Regions from separate parts of the Homo sapiens genome. Here all the other regions are linked to region 2. The links are chromatin contacts, found by Hi-C in ENCODE. All regions are on one chromosome and are shown on one strand. Each heading gives the region's core, a stretch centred on a gene start or an enhancer-like site at or near the end of the contact. The rest is flanking DNA. Distances are from core to core; before and after follow the strand shown.

The links. A loop is a pair of places that touch in the nucleus more often than their neighbours do. Pooled maps may share reads with other maps.
Region 1: a pooled map shows a loop between it and region 2 (6-fold over the local background). The contact joins the promoter of SH3RF3-AS1 here to the enhancer-like site in region 2. A Hi-C loop is called at or near these places in 4 of 37 single-sample maps with no recorded cell type and 6 of 50 pooled maps.
Region 3: a pooled map shows a loop between it and region 2 (13-fold over the local background). The contact joins two enhancer-like sites. A Hi-C loop is called at or near these places in 5 of 37 single-sample maps with no recorded cell type and 9 of 50 pooled maps.
Region 4: a loop to region 2 is called in a map with no recorded cell type, with 6 times the contacts of the local background. The contact joins two enhancer-like sites. A Hi-C loop is called at or near these places in 6 of 37 single-sample maps with no recorded cell type and 12 of 50 pooled maps.

Annotation. Positions count from the first base shown.
Region 1 is chr2:109,128,600-109,131,627 of GRCh38, reverse strand. It overlaps SH3RF3-AS1 (SH3RF3 antisense RNA 1), which reads left to right and starts at 1,509. Exons shown (of 1, transcript NR_029193.1): 1 at 1,509-3,028. It overlaps SH3RF3 (SH3 domain containing ring finger 3), which reads right to left and starts at 2,423. Exons shown (of 10, transcript NM_001099289.3): 1 at 1,515-2,423. The coding sequence starts at 2,087. It also overlaps a transcript of RANBP2 not described here. RefSeq lists silencers at 2,408-2,607, 2,638-2,687, 2,698-2,767.
Region 2 is chr2:108,610,883-108,613,983 of GRCh38, reverse strand. All of the region lies in intron 1 of LIMS1 (LIM zinc finger domain containing 1), which reads right to left. Among named protein-coding and RNA genes, the nearest start is that of LIMS1-AS1, 66 kb to the left of the region's middle. RefSeq lists an enhancer at 1,543-1,602. Within about 2 kb of position 1,648, at least 14 of the 41 ENCODE cell types and tissues checked have a DNase peak (open chromatin) inside an H3K27ac peak, as active enhancers do.
Region 3 is chr2:109,512,604-109,515,706 of GRCh38, reverse strand. It overlaps a transcript of RANBP2 not described here. Among named protein-coding and RNA genes, the nearest start is that of SEPTIN10, 100 kb to the left of the region's middle. RefSeq lists an enhancer at 1,608-1,857. Within about 2 kb of position 1,531, at least 11 of the 41 ENCODE cell types and tissues checked have a DNase peak (open chromatin) inside an H3K27ac peak, as active enhancers do.
Region 4 is chr2:109,211,890-109,215,353 of GRCh38, reverse strand. All of the region lies in intron 1 of SH3RF3 (SH3 domain containing ring finger 3), which reads right to left. It also overlaps a transcript of RANBP2 not described here. Among named protein-coding and RNA genes, the nearest start is that of MIR4265, 72 kb to the right of the region's middle. RefSeq lists enhancers at 1,091-1,140, 1,181-1,230. Within about 2 kb of position 1,578, at least 7 of the 41 ENCODE cell types and tissues checked have a DNase peak (open chromatin) inside an H3K27ac peak, as active enhancers do.

The sequences.
Region 1 (3,028 bases), core at 260-2,759, 520 kb before region 2:
TGTCAGAGGTTACCTCCTAACCTCCTGGTCAAACACAAAGTCCCCCAAGATAAACTGAGAGGACATCTGTAAACAGATGGTCATCAGAATGTCCCAGCGTTTTACTAGAAGCGGGGCTCCGAATATCACATAATTTATCAGAACAGAAGAAGGTAACCCACTTATTCTGCAAATAAAGATATTTAATTATAAATACCTTACATCAAAAACAGCAAGGCCAGGAAGGAAAAGTTTGAAAATTTCTAACGCAAGCATTTAGCTGGATTTAATCACAATTAAAACCAAAGAAAAAAATTCCCCTTCAGCAGTGCCCCCCAAGTGACCCCCAGTGACTATCCTTGACTGTCCCCATTCTTCCTGATCCATAGAAAAAAAAACCCATTGCAGCAAAGTATGGCATTTAACTCAAGCTCAACATCCAAGGGTTTAAGTTCCTAACCTTAACCTTAGAGATTTGCAGTACTGCCTAATCCAGGTGCTAGAATGTTCCCAGCATTTCAGGATTACACATAGTGGAAGGACTAGGCATCACCAACTCCTTAAATGGTCAAAAGTAGAGGAATAAAGTTGTGTTTCTAAAGCAAATGATTATTCCAATAGATAATGTATTTTTTTTAACATTTAAGTGCTTTTCTCCATTTAAAGAAATTAACAAAACCCGGGTCCTTTCTTTTCTCATTTAAACCAGCATCCCATGCCCTCTCTCCTGGTAACTGTTCACAAGGTGGCAAGGGTGTGTAATAAGAAGCTGTAAGAAGCTTTTAAAACCAAATCATTGAAGCCATCCAGAGAAGATCTTTCGTCTAAAACAGAAGCAGCGAAGGCCCTAAAATGCGGCTGTACCAAAAATAATAATAATAAATATAAATGACCCCCGTGGGAATGCAACCCTGCCTGGGAGCCCAGGAGAAGACCTTGGCTTCTGGTTAGACACTGCCAAGTCCAAAAGGGCTGGGTCAAAAGGCTCCTGGGGCCTCCAGATTAACTCCTTCCAGACTACTAGAAGCATTCCTCCAAACCCCAGTCCCACTCTGCCTTCTGCCCTCCCCTCCTTAGCCACACCGCAGGCAGGAGGCCCGCGGGCTTCCCAGAGCAGCCATCAGAGCCCTGTCAGAAACGTTAAGGGCTAACTTTTCTCTAGGCAGGCCCAGGGTGTGCAGAGGGAGTGTCTGGGGACCCAGAGGAAGAAGGTCCCCGTTTCTAGGGAGACGCAAGGGCGATGCTAAGTTTAAGAGGCAGGGTAACAAGTCCGGCCAAGGAATCGGGGGTGAGCGACGGGACAGGAAGGCGTGCCCACTCCACAGGAGGATGGGACACACGTGAACAAGCGGCGAGCTGCCCAGGGGCCGGATGCCGCCACCAAGCAAGCGAAGTTGGAGGAAGAGCAACAGCGGAGTGGGCCAACGCAGGACCACCCGTGGTCTCCTCCGCACCTCATCACTGCCCCCCACGCCCAAGCACCCACCCACACACTCCCACGTGCCGTGGCCACTTCCGCCGAGACAGATACTCACCTTTGCCGCCGGCGCGGTCCTGCTGGTCGCCAGCTCCCGCAGACTGCCGGCGGTGCTGCCCGCGGCCGCGGAGAGGAAAACCGGGGAACCCGGGGTGCTGCCTGCCGCGCCGCCCCCGCCGCCCGCGAGCGTGGGGGCCGCACTCTGGCCTGGGATGGGACGCGCGGGCGGGCTGCCGCCGGGGCTGGTGCCCGCGCGGGGCCGCTGACGGATGCCGTCCAGCAGTCGCACCAGCAAGATGTTGGCGGGCAGTTCGTCCACGCCGCAGCCCACCAGGATGCGGCACTCGGGGCAGCGCAGCTCGTGGCGCGAGCACACGATGCTCTCCAGGCAGCGGCGGCAGAAAGTGTGTTGGCATGGCAGCACCTTGGCCGTGGTGTCCAGGCGCTCCAGACACACGGAGCACTCCAGCAGGTCCAGCAGCGACGACTCGTCCATGTCCTCGCCCGCCCCCGCGGCGGTGGCCGCCGCCCGACGCCGCCGTCGCTCGCCTGGCCTGTCCTCGTCGCCCTCGCTCTGCGCAGCAGCGGCGGCCGCCTTGGATGCGCACAGCCAGGACGCTCCGAGCAGCATGGGGGAGGCGCCCGCAGCGGTCTCGCGCGGCTGCCTAGGTCCCGGGGCCGGCGTGGAGCCCGCCACCGGCAGCCAGCATCAGGACTGGGGAGCCGGGCTCCGCCGTGACTTTCTTCACCCCGGCTGGTGGCCCGATGCTAGGGCTGTGGCGGTGCGAAGTGGCTCACCGACCGGCCTGCGTGGCGGGGACCGGCCTGCGTGGCGGGGACCGGCCAGCCGAGCCCGCCCAGTCCTGAGCGCAGCGCCTGCGGCTGCGGGCTACACCTGTCCCGCCGCAAGTCCGCCCCGCGCGGGGGACCGGGGGTGCTGCCGGGCACGAAGCTCAACGGGTTCTGTGCTGCAAGCGGCGGCTCGCGCCTGGGAGACCAGCGGCAGGAAGTGCGGGCAGCGGCCGGCCAGGTCCCCGGGGAGGCCGGGGCGCGGCGTGCACGCTCCTCCGCGCAGCTGGCGAGCCGCACCGCCCCCGCGGCACCTCCATGCGCCCCTGGCCTGCTCGCTAGTCGCTGTCCTCCAGAGGATTCAGCAGGACCGTTCCTCTTCCTCGGCCGCGAGCACGTGCGCGGGGGTGCGCGCGGAGGTCACGGTCACTGCGGGGCTCAGGGAAGGAGGCGCCGTGCCTGCAGGACTTCCCTTCGCTTGGGCGCAAGCCGGCGATTAGCCTGGTCCCCTAGGACATCTCCAGGGCTCCGGGGAACCTCTCCTGCGCAGGCTTGGCCCTGCCTCCTCCAAGCGTCCGAGTCTTTTTCGGCTTTTCGTGAGCCTCAGAGAGGGACGTTTCCTGCCAACGCTGCTGCGAAGGAAAGTTTGGGCGGCGTTATCCCGACTGCCTTCCTCGCCAGCGCCGGCGAGCAGCTTGGGGACACAGCCGACGCCCGGGCATCCTCCCCGACGACCCCCCGGAGCGCTCCCAGTTCAGACTCCTTTCCGAGAAGCGCGCAGAA
Region 2 (3,101 bases), core at 399-2,898:
GTAGGGGACACTGGTATCAACCATATAATCACAATTTAAAACATGTCAAGTAGTAGAAAGTAGGGTGCAGAGTGGATGCTGACAGCAGGGAGGGGAGCAGGACAGCAGGGGCAAGCTTCCTGAGACAGAAACACTGGATCTGATCCAAGAAACCAGGCTCAAAAGCAAGAGGGCCTGACCCTGTGGCTGAGGGGAGGGCTAGGAGGTGAAATGAGACAAGAGACATGGGTGGTGGCATGTTTCGAAGGACCTGGTGTTCTTCACCCTGAGAGCCAAGGGCCGCCCGTGTCTTAAGCAGGGTACTGACAAGATCCCACCTGTTTGCTGAGGACCCCTCTCTCTGAGGCAGCAAAGGCCCCAGGGTAAGGACCAGCACAGCTGTGCAGAGCCACATGGCAGTCCATGGAACAGACAGCAGCTTGAGCTAGCCAGGGTGGTGACAGAGAGAACAGCAAGGAGAGTGGACACAGAGATGTGTAGGGAGGGAGGGCAGAAGGGCAGACTGGACACAGAGGGCCAGGGAGGGAGGCAGGAAGCACCCACACTGCTAACGTTTCTCCCCACATTCTTTTGTGGACATAGCAACAAACAGACCTGGTGAACTACAGCATGAGCCAGATGTACTTCATGTTGCCTTAATCTTGTCCACAGAAACGTAAGCGTTTTAAACCTACTTTGACTCTAATAATAAAGACTTTTACGAGTTTACAAAAGAAAAAAGCTAGGACATAAAAATGTTTGCTTGTATTGTAAAGCTCAGTCTCTCAACTATTTATGTAATATAATTATTACTAACAACTGACGTTGGAGTACCTACCCAGCACATTATGTGTTATTAACCTCCATCTCAACCCTATGAGGCATGTATTGTGATTATACCCATTTACAGATGGGGAAACTGAGTCTTAAAGCAGTTAAACGACTTGACCAAACAATACAACCAATAAGAGTGTGTGGATCCAACCCAAGTTGATTTGACTCAAAGATTCCTGTTTCAGTCATTAAACTGCACTGTCCCAGGGCCTAAAACATTCTCCCCCACAGACCATCACAAGGTCAAGTCTGAACTAGCACTGCCTCTCAACACTGACAACCTAACCCCGGAAGCTTCTGGGAAACTGGGTGCATGACAGGCGCAGGAGCCGCAGCGCAAGCCCCGGAGTGTAAACACTGACTAGAAACCACCCAGACACCTCAGCCAGCCCACACCTTCTCTCTCTCCAAATGACCCAGACCTAGTCCACGTGAATATTGTGAATGGTCGGTTTGAGGGTTCTGAAAGGAGCCTCGTGAGGTGCTCAGGTGCAGTCCCCACTCATATGAGTATTCCTCTTCAGCTGGTTTTCTCCTGCAGGTTTGGAGGCAAAAGCTAGTGAAAGAAGTGACCTTCTATGTAACTGAATTCCTAGATTCCTTAGGAGTCTTTGGGTCCAAATTACCCAAAAGACTTTATTTCCTTTTAGAGTACATGGAATTATTCAATGTTTCCAACAGTTCTGGAAAAAAAAAAAAGGCAGATTCTAACAGGTTTTCTTCATCATAGCAACTACGCTGAAACCAAGGGTACTGTTGAACAGCAACACGCACTGGAAGCAATACAAACAGCAAACTTCAGGAGAGCGTGGGTGTATGAAGAGGCACTGATGATGTGTGACCACACCGATTTCGGTTCCTCTGAGAACACTTCATACCACAAACACACTTTAGAGCTCAAGCTGGTCAAGCAGCCACTTGCTCCTACTGCTTCATGCAAAGGAAGTCTGGTGAAGAAGGTGATTCTAATTCTAAAACACAAATCAAACCAGTCACTCTGTGAGACTAATAAAAGAAAGGCCTGAAGTTTTAATCCTCCAATCCTGATCTCAAGAACCCCTGCCAAGAGAAAAAACTCACTCTTAGGGCATATATATATGTATATATATATATATATGTGTGTGTGTGTGTGTGTGTGTGTATATGTGTGTGTATATATATATGTGTGTATATATAATATATGTATATATATTTTATATATGTGTATATATAATATATGTATATATATTTTATATATGTATATATATATTTTATATGTGTGTATATTTTATATATGTGTGTATATATTTTATATATATGTGTATATATATGTGTGTATATATATATATATATATTTTAGATCATGGTTCACAGCAACTTCTGCCTCCCTGGCTCAAGCAATCCTCCCACCTCAGCCTCCTAGTAGCTGAGACTACAGGCTCATGCCACCACGCCCAGCTAATTTCTGTATTTTTGTAGAGACAGGGTTTTGCCACATTGCCCAGGCTGGTCTCGAACTCCTGAGCTCAAGCGATCCCCACGCCCCGGCCTCCCACAGAGCTGGGATTACAGGCGTGAGCTACTGCACCCAGCCTAGAGCCAATATTTTTGATTGATCAAAACACTCTAGGGAACTATGTTCTACTGAACAAAAATTCCCAAAATAGAAGTGAAATACCTCAAAATGTAATGAGACCACTATATAGAACCAAAGCAAGTGCACTATTTCTAAGGAAAGTGAAAAAAAACATTGATAGGTTATTTTTTAAATCAGAGCCTTGGGGAAGAAATAAAGGCTCTGATTATTCCTTCCCCGGGGCTCAATATAATTTAGGAAATAGCACCTTGGTCAAGAGCTAGATGTATTGAGTGCTTCTTATGCGCCCAGAACTGTGATAAGCACTTTGCATACACTTACCAAATTTAGTTTTTACAATAATCTAATGAAACAGTACTATTATTATTCCCATTTCAAAGGTGATGAGACAAGACATAGAAAGTGTAACTTACTATACAGTTATTACGTAATTGAGTGAAAAACTGAAACCTGGCCTCAGCCTGGTTTTAAACCATAACGGTGTACTGCCTGCTAGTCAGAAAATGGTTATTTTTCTCAGCAGTAGATGAGAACTTATAATCAGAAATCATTTAAAAATTCAACCACGGCTAAACACAATGTGGTATCCTCGACTGATTGATGGCATAGAAAAAAGACATGATGAAGATAATGGAAGGTGCTGACAAGAGGGGAAGCTAGGTGAGGACTATGTGAGGATTATCTGAGCTCCTGACCTCTGCAACTTTTCTAT
Region 3 (3,103 bases), core at 282-2,781, 900 kb before region 2:
AAATAAACCTTTTTTCTTGATAAATTATCCAGCCTCAGGTATTCCTTTGTAGCAACGCAAAACAGACTACTACTCCTACCCTGGGAAGAAGCGTCTCTGTAGCCATGGCCGAGTTTGGGGTGCTGGAGATCTGGCTGAGGGGATGAGGCGCTCTCCTGAGGTCCTCAGTGGGGAGGTGGGTTTGAGATCTGGGGCCTAGGAAGGGAAGGAAGGGCCTGCACTGCCAATGGCTCTTGTCCTCCACTCCACCAGGGCTTTGTCCTGGAGTCTGGCCAGCCATGAGATGAAGCAAGTTAGCAATAGGCAGGACATTCCACATCCCCCACGGACCCTCCAGGGAGGGCATAGCCACTCTGCCCCCAGCCTGCAGGCCCCCTTCTCTCAGCCACTGCCTGTAGGCCCTCCCTCCTCAACTTACACTGAATCATGTGGGGCACACTGTTTGGCGTCAAGGGGTGTGCCAAGCTCGCCATCATGGGGTGCTGGGTGCCGCCGAGTTTCCATTTAGTCTATTCCCAATGCCTGGAGAACCCTCCTGGCCCTGGCCGCCATTGGTCATCCAGGCTGAGTGCAGACCTGGACCCACATCCAGCATGTGCGGTAAACCCTATGCCCAGCAGACAGAGGCCACAAGTGATTTCCAGGGCAAAGGTCATCCCTGGACTTGCATTCAGGCCCCAGGGCAGGGCTCTGGGCATGAGAGTTGGCAGATGTGGTTGGCTCCATGTCCCAGGCATCTCTGGCTAATGGAAGTCAGAGGCTTGAGGAGAGGGAAGTGTGTGAGGGGCATGGGGGAAGATGAGAGGGAGGGAGGGTGGGAAGCACCACCTGACCAGGGAAAGGAGGAGGCAGTGAGAAAGTGACCGCCGTGCCCAGGGCCTGGGGGGCAGCCCTCTCCCCTGGCACCCAAACCCCCAAGGGAGTCAAGCTGTGGACCTCGAACCATGGAATAAAGCTGCAAGAAGAGTCCAGAGACCAATCGGTCCCACAGCGACTGAAAGTGAAAAATGAGGGGAAGGAAAACTCCAGTCCAGGCTGTAGCCACACCTGAGGCCACTCTGGCAGAGCACTGCAGGCTCAAGGTCCCTGCGTGGGGGTCTGTACACAGGGGAAAGAGCCCAACTCTAGGGACGGCCCTGGTCCCACACCAGGGCTTCCCTGCGGCATCCCGCCTGGCCTGCACACAGGCTGGTTCCAACACACAGCCAAGTGCCCCACACTGAACTCGTACAGGGCCCTGTGAGTCTGCCTTTCATCCATGGAGGTCTGAGCTGTGCACAGTCATAATTCACTAGCCCTGGGGGCGGTGGGCGGATGGGCTGCAGCTGTGGGCACTCGCACACCCGGGGCTGCGTTTTCCTAACAGCCCTGGTCTGTGTTTTATAACGTGGTTTTCTGAGTCCACAGCAGAAACTCCGTATTTACCAGCTCAGAGCCGTAACCAAGTTATGAATCATAATAAGATTCCAGAAACAGCCAGTCCAGCACATGGGAGTTTCCAGGGCGTTACATAAGCTCAGAATCTGGCCCGGCTAGCTTGATGCTGAGTTTAAGTTTCAACCAAACCTCAGAGCTGCAAGAGCACTTGATGGAGCAACATAAACCAGGCTTACTGCCTTTCTAAGGACCGTGGGAACATGCCCACATTAAGGCCCTTCTCCGTTCTAGCTTTGAGTGGTGAGGAGAACTCTGACATGGAGCCGCAGACTCACTGGGGACCAGAAGGCCCCCAGGCCCAGGAGGCTGCCTGGGCTCCACCCGGCTGCTTGCTCTTCTAGGATTTGCTCATCGGCCACCATCACGGTGGTCCCCCTGGGGTAGCTGAAGTGCTTTGTTGGATGCTGAAGTTAGAATGTGGCTGTGGGTGAGGGCTTGGTTTGCTGGTGATACCCAATCCCCTACACCCCTGGCCACATCCTCTGTAGCCACAGGCTGGCTCTGGGGAGGTGAGGCAGCACAGACTACAGCCTCCATGGGCACCCACCTCCCTCCTTCCCTTGTGGCACTCCTCCTGCAAAGCCTCATCTACGCAGGTGTCCTAGAACTGGGAGAAGGGTGTGTGTGCAAATGTGCAAGTGATGTGTGCGCATGTGCATATAGTGTGTGGACGTGTGTTTGTGCATGCACGTGGCTTGTGTGGTGTGTGCATGCAGTGTGTGTGTATGTGCATATAATGTGTGCATGTGGGTATGGTGTGTGTACATGTGGTGTGTGTACATGTGGTGTGTGTACATGTGGAGTGTCTATATGTGCACGTGTGTGATGTGTGTGGTGTGCATATAGTGTGTATGCATGTGGAGTATGTGCATGCATGTGTACATGTGTGAAGTGTGTGCATACGGGAGGTGTGTGCATGCATGTGTACATGTGTGAGGTGTGTGCATGTGGAGTATATGCATGCATGTGTACATGTGTGGGGTGTGTGCATGTGGGATGTGTGTGCATGCACATGAGGTGTGTGTGGTGTGTCAGGTGTGAATCCATGGGGCCTGGGTGCTGAGACAGGTCTACTGTGCAGGTGCTTTCTTTTGGGAAGAAATTCCAGGGCACGGGAGTGGAAGGTCGGGGCATTGTGCCAGGGAAGGAGCTGGGGTGGCATGGCATGGGGTGCCTCAGAACTGCCCCAGGAAGGGCAGCACATCCGTCCGCTGGCTCCTTCGGGCCTTGCACCTTCAGCTCTGTGCAGGGGAAAGTATTGTGTGGGCTCTTGCAGGTTTCCCTCCCTTAGGTGACTGAGAAGCCACCCAGGACAGAAAGAGGCTGCCAGGCCACCCACGTGCAAGATGGTTGCCATGGCAATGGCCAAAGTCATGGTGGACCTGAAGAACTGGAGGTGAATAGCAGGCGGCTGCTCCCTTGCTGGCCCAGGAGGGGGTGAGGAGGGGTCAGGGTCAGAGTCATGTGAGGGGTCTTAGGTCTTGGGGCACCCAGGGTGGAGGCTCTGGGAGAGACAGGAGCACCTGGGAGGGGGAAAGTCAAAGATGCTACCTGAGGGCTCTCCAGGGTGCCCAGCCTGCCCGGCTTCTCTTTCTTGCTCAGCCTCTGTGGCTGACTTGCCTCCCACGAGGCCCAGCAAGCCGGGTCTAGTCAAGAATGTCCCAGA
Region 4 (3,464 bases), core at 329-2,828, 600 kb before region 2:
GTGTTAAATCAACTCTCCTGATTTTAATCACAAAACAATTGTATAATGAAGACTTATTCTCTCTTTACCCATGACCCAAAGTGGCCTTCTCCCCTACCCTCCAGTTTCCTCTGCCCGTGACATTAGTAAGGGGGCAGGGACCATGAGGGGAGGTTACAGACTTCTTATTCCATAATTGAGCAATGCTCAGAGAGAGAGAAACACAGAAAGACACGTAGATGCTTAACACGGTCAATTGTGATGTGTATGGAGGTTAGTCGTCCCACTGAAGGTTTAACGCTGCTCATTTTTTCCATGGACAGCTTTACTGGTTAGAAGTACAAAAGCTGTTTTCTCAGATTATTTGAGATCTTACTCTGCCTCCACCAAGATGTGTGAGCTCAGCGACGTGCCCCTTCTCTCCTCAGCTCACTACAGCTGGTGCAGAGCTCCTGGGCTGTGGTGTCAGTGCCTACCACCCTCCAAGTCTCAGATCTCCCAAAACACTGCTGTCCGCGTCACCCCCAGCAGCCCTTGGAACTCAGTCTCCAATATACATAGATCTTGCTCCCCTTTAGGGGTGAGGACGCAAGTCCAGAGGGGTGAAGCCACAGGCTCAAGGCCACACAGCTAAATGTCACCAGAGTTGCAGCTGGAGTGGAGCCCATCTTCTGATTGTCCTGTCCACGGGACAGAGAGAGCCCACAGATGCCAGCAAGAGTGTCAGGCAGAGACGTTCTTCCAGGGCTGTTCAGATGTCCTCCTCAAAAAGGATTCCTGTTTGGCTGTCTTTCAATCATCCCCCTTTTGTTTCATGTCAATGAAATTTCTTAGTCCTTGTCTCACAGGTCTTCTACGCCAGGGCCTGGCTGGCTTGGGCTCCACTCCTTTTTTTTTTTTTCTCTTTTCTATGACTCTTTTTTTTTAATACTTTAAGTTCTAGGGTACATGTACACAGTGTGCAGGTTTGTTACACAAGAACTCTCTACACAGCACACGTGGCCCCGGCCTCCTGCTGCCCCCACAGCCCCAAGGCCCCTCCTCTGCCAGGGTAGCAATGCTCCCAGGAGAATAAGGCAAGCCCTTCTGCCCCAGCTTTTGGGGCCACTCCCTTTGGGTGATCTTATCTCTTGTGGTTTTACCCATAAACCACATGCTGACAGCTTTATTTCCAGTCACTTCCAGTCTGCGTCTTAGCCTCACCTCCAACAGCCTGCTGAGGCCCCTACCTAGACGCAGCATGGGGGCACCCGGCACACCCAAGACAATTGGCAGAAACACCCCTTCCTCCTCGCCGTCCAGTGACCACTGCCTGCCCTCCATTTCCTCCAACCAGAACTGCAGGGCTGGTCTCAGAGCTCCTCCCTCCCCTGCCCGCCACGTCCACCCAATCCACAGGTCTTTTGCAGGGACTGCTCCAGGCCTCTGAGGGCAGTCACTGAGTCAGCTTCCTCCACACTCTGACACCAGTGTCCCGGGAGGCTTTGCCTCATGGGCTTGGGTTACTTCAGTGACCTCAGAACGACCCACGGGCTGTAACCCTGCCCTTCCAGCCCATCCACCACACCACACCACACCCTATCACACCACACCACAGTGAGACCACGTCACGTTCCTATTTAAAACCATCCCCACGTTCCCCACTCAAGGTAAAGGATAAAGGCCAGGCTCTGACACGTGACAGATGAAGCCATCTTGACCTGACCTTAGTATGCCTGTGTAGACACACAGTTTGCTGCCCTGACATGGCTCAAAGGTGCCTGCTGTGTTGGACACAGCTGGTGTCCACCCAATGCCCCCATCTTCCTTGCTTTAAGAGCCCAGCCCCCTGTTAGGTGATAGAGGCTTCAGATGGCAGATATGCCCTTCTCCAGGCTCCCTGCAGATCCTGGGGCCACGTCCTCACCAGTGAGATATAAGGGGAAGTGTCCTGGATGCTTCTGGGAACACTTTCTTCCCTAATAAAATGAGGGAGGTTTGAGGAGCCCTGGTCCGTCCCTCCTGTCACCCAGCAGTTATCACTGGAGGACAAGATGCCCGGGCTGCGTTTGGCGTACACATAGCCTTATGCTATGGACACACCAGGGTGTGGAAGGGCAAAGAGGGAGGAAGAGCCATGTCCTGAGTACATCACTGAGCTCAGAAGCAGCCCTGGGACCACCTACTTCCAGAGTTCTTGCCAAGGAAGAGAATAAGCAACCGCGCCCATGTGGTTTAAACCCAGTTTAAAAACTGGGTGTTCATGACTTGCAGCCCAGAGCACCCAAAGTGATGCAACTGCTTGACTGTGCTTTCAGATTCCTCCGAGCCTTCCCAGGACTGCATCCTCCACCTGCTCAGAGTGCACTCCTACCCTGCTGCCGACACCTGCACACCGCTCAGCACAGGGCTTCCCTGGGATGTGTGGGCAGCATCTGTCTTTTCATCATCCACTATATTCCAATCATCTTTCTCCCCCACCCAACAGAAGTTCCATAAAGCCAAGACTGTGTCTGATCCACCCTTGTTCTTCCAGTGCCCAGCCTGGTATGGCACCTACCCCACACCAGCTCACCAGGAGGTCTAACTCCTCCAGCAGGGAAATACCAGGGGCAGAGGGAACTGACGGGTGGGGGAGAAGGCTGCTTTGGGCCACGGGCAAAGAGAGAATGGGTCTTTATTATACAACAATTAGTTCTGTGATTACAATCAGGTGAGTCCATTTAACACAAGAAAAGGGAGGTTGCTATCTGGAGAAGAAACATTGACAAAGATCAATGAACCCAAAAGATCTGTCAAATGTGTGGGTCAGCCGACTTCTCCTCAAGCCACTCCACTTGATCTCATTTCTCCAGCCAGCTGGGCAAAGCTACCTCAAGCCAACCTCCCTGGAGCTGTCGGAAAGCCTCACAATGCAGTCAGGATGGTTGCTAACAAATTCATTTTGAGACTTTTGTATTGTTTTTCCTTGTCAGGATTCTAAATGAAATACTGTCCAAGTTGGGATTTATAGTCACGTATAACCAGCCAAAGCAGTCCCCTACTTTCCCGACAACATGGTCAGACTCTAATTGAAAACTGCCCCTCCTCCATAGCGAGCCAACTGACTTCCTTCAGCCTTTTCTGGGCAGCCTCATTTCATGGAGTTGGAGGGAAGTGAGGAGTCAAGAAGAGGAGGAAGAAAATCCCAGATCAGACACCAGTGGCTGGTACCCTGACAAGTCATCCAGAAGCCAAACAAAACCACAGCCACCCAGAGGCTCGATTCGGACCATTGCCCGGCAAGCCGCACCAACCACCCATTCACCAGCTTACATTCCAAGTTTCGCTATCTCCCTGGAATTCCGCAAAGCCCACCAGTTACACCAATGCAGGTGCTCAATCAGTCATTTATTGAATTCAGTGGCATTCACATTCAGGTTTCTAGAAAGAGGTAACAGAAATGTGGGAAGGGGCTGGGTGCGGTGTCTCACACCTGTAATCCCAGCACTTTGGGAGGCCGAGGA